Linked DNA regions of Homo sapiens: regions 1 and 2 are each linked to region 3. A link is a contact called in ENCODE Hi-C or POLR2A ChIA-PET data. All regions are on one chromosome and are shown on one strand. The core of a region is the stretch at or near the end of the contact, and the rest is flanking DNA. Distances in the headings are between cores, read along the strand shown.

The links. A loop is a pair of places that touch in the nucleus more often than their neighbours do. ChIA-PET counts read pairs that join two places held with the same protein, here RNA polymerase II (POLR2A). Pooled maps may share reads with other maps.
Region 1: a loop to region 3 is called in a pooled map, with 2.5 times the contacts of the local background. The contact joins two enhancer-like sites. A Hi-C loop is called at or near these places in 2 of 50 pooled maps. POLR2A ChIA-PET finds 5 or more read pairs at or near these places in 3 of 52 experiments (H1 and WTC11).
Region 2: a map with no recorded cell type shows a loop between it and region 3 (10-fold over the local background). The contact joins two enhancer-like sites. A Hi-C loop is called at or near these places in 9 of 37 single-sample maps with no recorded cell type and 5 of 50 pooled maps.

Annotation. Positions count from the first base shown.
Region 1 is chr4:139,314,046-139,316,745 of GRCh38, reverse strand. The region is part of intron 1 of NAA15 (N-alpha-acetyltransferase 15, NatA auxiliary subunit); the gene reads right to left. Among named protein-coding and RNA genes, the nearest start is that of NDUFC1, 13 kb to the right of the region's middle. Within about 2 kb of position 1,330, at least 8 of the 41 ENCODE cell types and tissues checked have a DNase peak (open chromatin) inside an H3K27ac peak, as active enhancers do.
Region 2 is chr4:139,265,379-139,268,078 of GRCh38, reverse strand. It overlaps MGARP (mitochondria localized glutamic acid rich protein), which reads left to right. Exons shown (of 4, transcript NM_032623.4): 4 at 1,038-1,914. The coding sequence ends at 1,480. Among named protein-coding and RNA genes, the nearest start is that of MGARP, 13 kb to the left of the region's middle. RefSeq lists a silencer at 825-924 and enhancers at 1,065-1,394, 733-1,932. Within about 2 kb of position 1,383, at least 24 of the 41 ENCODE cell types and tissues checked have a DNase peak (open chromatin) inside an H3K27ac peak, as active enhancers do.
Region 3 is chr4:138,976,162-138,979,013 of GRCh38, reverse strand. The region is part of intron 2 of LOC105377448 (a long non-coding RNA gene); the gene reads left to right. Among named protein-coding and RNA genes, the nearest start is that of NOCT, 38 kb to the left of the region's middle. RefSeq lists an enhancer at 968-1,789. Within about 2 kb of position 1,398, at least 4 of the 41 ENCODE cell types and tissues checked have a DNase peak (open chromatin) inside an H3K27ac peak, as active enhancers do.

The DNA of each region.
Region 1 (2,700 bases), core at 81-2,580, 340 kb before region 3:
CCAAAATAAGACAAAATAAGATAACAATATTGTTGGTACAATAAAATCTGGCACAAACAACCTGAACAGAAAAAAGGACTCAGCATTCATACCAAATTACTTATAAGGAATAAAAAGTAAAATACTTGGGCAGACGAAAACACATCAAAAACGCTTACAGAGAAAAGATGTAATATCACCATATCCATCGCAAATTTAAAGTAATTAAATAACAAATGCAGACATAAAAGAACACCTCAAATGAGAAACTCAAAATTTTAAACAGAGTAGACAAATAACAGGAACTTGTAAAACATGAACAAACTGAACTTAAATGAAGACTAAATTACAAAAGATGCCCTAGAGAGAACAGATATGATCTAAAGAGATAGAAAATAGGAATGCTTTCACATAAATGAAAAAGAAATAGATGTGAAAAGAATCAAAGAAAAGTCATACATATAGAAGAGACAGAACAGGTGGTAGATGTGAATCAAATATTTTATATCCAGCCAAGCTGTCCTTCAAATATCAAGGATATAGGAAACAATTTAAACATGTAAAAATTTAAGAAATTGTTTCACAAGCATTCCTGAGGAATCTACTAGATGATGAGCTTTATCCAAGAAGTGATTGAGAACTTCAAGAAAAGATCTGTAAATCTTTAACAATATTGTAGTACTAAATTTAAAACAAAGGTATTGACGAGGAAGAATAGTATGTAAAATGACATACTCTCACAAAGTAAATATAACTTCAAAAAATCACAGGAAAAGAGACAGAAAAAAAAGAAACTGGAATAAGACTTCACACGTAAGAAAATGAAACCAAATGGCTCTAATTTAAAGCTGATAAACCAAATAGAAGAAACCTAAATTTTTTTTTTTAAAAAAGAGAGAGACTAAGAGGATTTTTAAAGGTATAATATAAAGGTAACTAATGAAAATATAAACTCTCTTAAGTAAAAAATAAAAATAAAAAATAAGCAAATAAAAACATCAAACAGAATATAAGACCCAGAGTAAGTATAACATAAACCAAAGATGAGATCAATTCAGTGAAAAAGCTAAGGTTTAAAATAGACTACATCTACAAAAGAGCAAGTACTAATAATACACGTGCTTTACCATTGGGCATGCACTTGTATACGTATCTCACTACCTAATTTGGGAGGTAGTTTAGAAAAGTACTGCTTTTCTCTTTTACTCAGATTTGCCGAGTCGTTGTTGTTGTTGTTATTGTTGTTCTTGAGACGCGGTCTCACGCTGTCACTCAGGCTGGAGTGCAGTGGCATGAACACTGCTCACTGAAGCCTGGACCTGCCACGCTCAAGCAATCCCCCACCTCAGCCTGCCAAGTAGCGGGGATTACAGGCACGTACCACCACGCCTGGCTAATTTTTGTATTTTTGTACACATAGGGTTTTGCCATATTGCCCAGGCTGGCCTGGAACTCTTGGGCTCAAGTGATCCTCCCACCTCTGCCTCTCAAAGCACTGAGATTACAGGCGTGAGCCATCGTCCCTGGCCTATTTCCTGGGTTTTAAAATGTCACTTGGTCTCCCACAGAAATCTTTAAAATGAATTAGCCTCTATCAAAAGCTTCCCTAGGCCGAGGCAGAGCTTGCAGTGAGCCGGGATCGCGCCACTGCACTCCAGCCTGGGTGAAAGAGCGAGACTCCGTCTCAAAAACTAAACTAAACTAAACTAAACTAACCTAACCTAACCTAACCTAACCTAACCTAACCTAACCTAACCTAAACTAAACTGAACTGAACTGAACGCTTCTCTAGGCCGGGTGTGGTTGCTCATGCCTGTATTCCCAGCACTTTGGGAGGCCGAGGCAGGCGGATCACAATGTCAAGAGATTGAGACCATCGTGGCCAACATGGTGAAATCCCGTTTCTACTAAAAATACAAAAATTTGCTGGGCATGGTGGCACACGCCTGTAATCCCAGCTATTCAGGAGGCTGAGGCAGGAGAATTGTTTGAACCCGGGAGGCAGAGGTTGAGGTAAGCCAAGATCATGCGACTGCACTCCAGCCTGGTAACAGAGCGAGACTCCATCTCAACAAAAAAGCTTCCCTAACAAAGAAACAGTTGGAAGATGCTTAAGTCTCCTTGGTTTTCATTTAGTGGCAGTGGCAACCTAAGACGGCAAAGAATGTGGCACTATCTCAGGTATTAGATGCAAGACTAGGGCTCTTAGTAAACAGCCATACTTCAGAGTTAAGAACTACTCAAACACAGGATATATGATCTCTACAACTCTAAGTTAAATCATGTACAGGTAAATTCTGTTACATTGCTTGTTTTGAAAACACACATTGGCTCCAACACAATTCATGGGGAGCATTTTTAACATTTTAAATTTCATGTTTGCTTCTATGAATTTCATCTATTAGAAACTCTAGATGAACACAGAAAACAGCACCTAGCCAAAACAAGTCTCATAGGCATGCACAGCAGCACCCAGACACACACCTCAAACAACTACCTCAGATCCCCTTGTATGTTGTGAGCCACAATGAACCACACCCATCTACATCTGATGTTACAACTTACCATCAGATTTCAGATAACCTGACTTTCTCCACTTCACAATAATTTACAAACTGTAATCCTTCAGATGCCCACTTCTGCAAGCAAGCACTGTCTTTTTCAAGGTAAAGTGCAATATTTACATCATAGTATTATGTATTTGTTAACCATTTAACATAT
Region 2 (2,700 bases), core at 134-2,633, 290 kb before region 3:
GTGGTGCAATCATAGCCTACTGCAGCCTTGAACTCCTGGGCTCCAGCAATCTTCCCATCACAGCCTCTCAAGCAACTAGGACTACAAGCATGCACCGCTACACCCAGCAAATTTATTTTTTATGTTTTGCAGAGACAGGGTCTCACTATGTTGCCCAGGCTGGTCTTGATCTCCTGGCCTCATGTGATCCCTCCTGCCTCAGCCTCCCAAAGTGCTGGGATTACAGGCATATGCCACTATGCCTAGCCACTTCTTGCTTTAAACCATACTTTTTTCCAAGCTATTATTATCAATTACTATGATCACTATTTAGGGATAGAGATATTAGGGGCTTATGAATCAGTTTTAACCTGTCATGACAATAATAAGAAACAGAATATCATCAATACATATTATTGAATATAATCATGCGGTTGTTTATAATACTAATAAGCATTTGCATAGAACTTTTTATTTTAATCCCCTTTTCATATACAGTATTTTAATTAATCTTTACAATAACCCTGTGCAGTAGATATTATCAATACCCTATTTTACAGATGACAAAAATGAGATTGAGAGAGGATTAGTGATTTCTGAGTCACCAGCTAGGAACTTGGCTACTCTTCCATGCTGTCTCATATGAAAGGTGAATAGGATAGCTACTTATTTTTGTATTCTTCATATTTGCCTAAGTAATATATTCAAGTGTGTTTTTTTTTAAGTTCAAAGAGTTTACAGAAAAGCAGATCCCCCATTTTCCCTCCAAGAGGCAACCAATAGAACCAGTTTCTTGGAATCCTCCTGGAGAGTTTTTGCAAATACAATTATCTAGGCATACAACTTACCCCCCTCCTGCTCCAACCTCATTTTGCCCTAACAATAGTAGCAGACTGTATACATTGTTCTTTTTTTGCTGTTTCACTTGAGAGTCTACCTTGAAGACTGTTACACATCAGTGCATGTAGTTCTGTCTTAGGTGTTTAAACGACCGCAGTGTTTCATTGCCTTCCCACGATCTTTAAATTAATACCTTGCTTAATGACTAATTCTTAAAGGTGAAAAGGAGAATGTTGCGGAAACTGAGAAAGCAAGTTCAGAAGCCCCAGAAGAACTTATAGTGGAAGCTGAGGTGGTAGATGCTGAAGAAAGTCCCAGTGCTACAGTTGTGGTCATAAAAGAGGCATCTGCCTGTCCAGGTCACGTGGAGGCTGCTCCGGAGACCACAGCAGTCAGTGCTGAAACCGGGCCAGAGGTCACAGATGCAGCGGCGAGGGAAACCACGGAAGTAAACCCTGAAACAACCCCAGAGGTTACAAATGCTGCCCTGGATGAAGCTGTCACCATCGATAATGATAAAGATACAACAAAGAACGAAACCTCTGATGAATATGCTGAACTAGAAGAAGAAAATTCTCCAGCTGAGTCAGAGTCCTCTGCTGGAGATGATTTACAGGAGGAAGCCAGTGTTGGCTCTGAGGCTGCTTCGGCTCAAGGCTAATCTCCAGCCGGTAGACATTTCAGCAACAAATGCCATAGGGTGTCTGATAAGTGCTTTTGTGTTTTTAGTACACTTAGTTTAAAAAAAAAAAGACTTATTTTCTAGAAAACGTTAATGGGTCTTGAAGATTTTTGGCATCCACTGATAGATTTTAGGACTGAGAGACTTGAGATTGTACATTTCTTACTACTCTTCTACTGTCTGAGATCAGAATATGACATTGCAGTAAAGAGCTTAAATAGTTTCATCTTTGGTTTTTTTTTCTAGACACTTTTCTTTTATCCCAGTCATCTCTGAATTTACATTTTATATTAAAGAAATTGAGCTATCCATACAACCTGTATTTACTTTAATTTCACTATGCTTTCAGCTTACTTTATTGTATGATATGTAGGTCTAAAATATAGTTTGAGTCAAATAAAATTAGAAAAGCTTTGGTGCTTCTACTTTTTTCACTAATATTTGCATGTACAAATAATACATATTAACATACAGGTACATAACATCACATGAGAAATGTAGGCTTTCGTAATATTATTGAAGAAAGAGCATATAATCTATGGAGAACCCTGCATGTAACAATATGTATGCCCTCTCCCATCTATAGTACTTACACAGGGGACTATGTAGATATTTTCTGTTTCAGTTCAGTTCAAACAATATTTATTGAAGATTAGCACTTTGTGCCAGGAATCTTTCATTCATTCACGTGTTCAACAAATATTAGCTGAGCACTTACAACATAATAGGTATTGTTTTAAGTGCTCCCGGTTTATATTCTAGAGTGGAACCAGGTAAGAAGACAAATGAGAAAATGATATAGTGTGTTAGGTACTGATAAGTGCTAAGGATAAAAGTAACGAAAATAAAAGGATTGTAAGTGTTAGTCTGAGGTGGAAGTTGTAATTTTAGATAGGATGGCCAAAAGAGGCCTTACTAGGAAGGTGTCTTTTGCGTAGAAACCTGAAAGATATATAAGGGACCATCTAATGGTAGGAGTTAGGGGAATCAGCCAGGTAAGGGAACAGAAAAGGGCAAAGGATCTAAAACAGGATCCTGCTGGGAATTTGAGGAATTGCGAGGTGGCCAGTGTGGCTAAAGTGGAGTGAAAAAGAGGGAGAGTAGCCAGAGATGGTCTCAGAGAGAAAGGGAGTGGGTAGGCAGGGTGGGCTAGATCATGCAGGGTCATGTAAGGTTTTGGCTATGGAGTAAGTTGGGAA
Region 3 (2,852 bases), core at 149-2,648:
TCAAAAAAAAAATTAAAATAACATAAAATAAATAAAGCAAAATTCGGAATGCCTTTGTTCTGAAGATATCAAGATATCAGGACACTCTCAAGTCTGGGTCTGTTTAGTAAATGTTATCAATCTGTTCCCTTAACTGTAAATACCTAGAGGCTAGGAATACCTAACTTTCTGGGAATGCAGCCCAGCAAGTCCCAGCCTCATTTTCCTAGTCCTCACTCAAGACGGAGTTGCTCTGGTTTGAACACCACTGACACCATCATAGCAAACCTGAACTCCTGGGCTCAAGCAATCCTTCTGCCTCAGCCTCCTGAGTAGCTGGGAATACGGGCTCATGTGACCACACCCAGCTAACTTGTTAAAATTTTCTTTCATAGAGAGGGGGTCTCACTATCATGCCCTGGCTTCTGTTTCACTTTAATGCACACGGACCTGGGGTCACTGGAAGACTCATTTGGTAGGCTGTACTGGGGATTATTTAGATGAGCCACCAAGAAGGCTTCTGGAAAAGAATTTGTCTCAAGATTAAAGGGCGTCAAGGCACCCAAGCATAATCCAAGCCTTTGCTTCAGGATTGGATGGGGAGTTCTTTTTTTTTCTTTTTTGCCAACCCCAGTCTTGAGCTCTAGGAAGCAGGGACTGGGAGTAAAAACCAAAAGAACTATTTGATTAAAATCTCTGTGATTGGAACCCAGATACCATATCTGACAACACAAAGGTGGCTTTTAAGCGCACAGAGGCCTCAGCAGCTCATTGCTGCAGGGAGCCGCACCCCAGAGGGAGGAAATGTGAGATGTCTTAGAGAGCTGAGAGGGCTCAGGTTTGCCCATGGGAGGCATACGCTGGGACTCCTAGAACCCTGGATGGGTGGGGGTCTGGAATTGTGTTCGAAGGACCCACAGCAGCAGGTGGGGTAGATTCAAAGGGATAGTTTTGATATTAATACACCAATCCCATTTCTACCCCCAGGTTGGTATGATGTGCTTTTAGAATACCCCTTATCTCTAGAGACATAATTTATGAACTCTTAATCTGATGGAGGATATATTAGACAGATGTTAATTAAACAATCTCAAAAATATGTTACTTCAAGCTGTGATAAATCCCATGAAGGAGAAATACAGGGTGTCCTGCTGGTATAGAGAGGGGAATCTGATTTGGCCCGGGGTATGTGTGAGAGAGAATAATAAAGAAAGGGCTTCCTGGGGATGTGATGTTTGCACTGGGGAGGAGAGGATGCAAAGGTCCTGAAGCGGATGTGACCAGGTCAAATAAATGACAAACTGAGGAGGGGAGGGAAGCAGAACTCATGAGATGTTTCTTCTCTGATTTGCATTTTTAAATGGAGAGTTGCATTTGTGAAAGCAGAAGTTAGTGCTCGAAGGGTCCGTCTTGCACAGTTGGTCAGCTCTGTTTTTCAACACATGTGGAGTGGGAGGGGCACAGTATCCAATAACTAGGACTCTAATTATGTCTCAGTCACCAACCACGCGTAGGATTTTAAGCAGATTTCTTTTTCTTTTTCTCTTTGAGATGGAGTCTTGTTCTGTCGCTCCGGCTGGAGTGCAGTGGCACGATCTCGGCTCACTGCAACTTCTGCCTCCCGGGTTCAAGCGATTCTCCGGCCTCAGGCTCCCAAGTAGCTGGGATTATAGGTGCCCACCACCACGCTGCGCTGATTTTTTGTATTTTCAGTAGAGACAGGCTTTCACCATGTTGGCCAGCCGGTTTTGAACTCCTGACCTCAAGTGATCTGCCTGCCTCGGCCTCCCAATGTGCTGGGATTACAGGTGTGAGCCACTGTGCCCAGCTGAGATTTTGTCTTTATTTTATTTATTTTTTTGAGACAGAATTTTGCTTTTGTTGCCCAGGCTGGAGTGCAATGATGCGATCTCAGCTCACTGCAAACTCTGCCTCCTGGGTTCAAGCGATTCTCCTGCCTCAGCCTCCCGAGTAGCTGGGATTACAGGCATGCACCATCACACCCAGCTAATTTTGTATTTTTAGTAGAGACAGGGTTTCACCATGTTGGTCAGGCTGATCTCGAACTCCTGACCTCATATAATCCACACACCTCAGCCTCCCAAAGTGCTGGGATTACAGGCATGAGCCACCCTGCCCTGCCCAGCTGAGATTTTATAACCTCCATTTTTCTACCTGTAGAAAAGGGCAGAGTATTGGGTGGAGTCCTCCAGATGATCTCTACCATTCCTTCCAATGCTTAAAAAAAAATCTAAGAGTAGATTTTAAAGAGCCCTCTGTTATTTCATTGTTAGAGAATGTGTTTGTTCACTTGTTAACTCCTCACAAGTGCCCAATCTTTCCTGTTCACTCTCAGAGTAGGCCTTAGGAGAATAGAGTTTATTTTGCTATTATGTGAAGTCTTATTATTTTATTTGACACATACTGTCTTTCATTTACTCAACACCTGGGCCAGGTGCTGAATAGTCAAAGGAGAAAAGGATCTGTTGGTGCTTTCCTCCCTCCTAGTCCACTGTCAACTTAGAAGACACACATGGAATTGGATTTTTGCAATAGAAAGTAATAAATGCTTTGCTAAAGATATATAGACAGTGTTAAGAGAGAATATAGGAAGGCCACATAATCCATATATGAGTAGTATAATGGGTTACACTTGGAGATATAAAAAAGCGGGCAGGAGGCCTCAATCCCAGCACTTTGGGAGACCGAGGTGGGCGGATCACCTGAGGTCAGGAGTTCAAGACCAGCCTGGCCAACATGGTGAAACTCCATCTCTACTAAAAATGCAAAAATCAGCTGGGGGTGGTGGCGGGCACCTGTAATCCCAGCTACTCAGGAGGCTGAGGCAGGAGAATGGCTTGAACCTGGGAGGC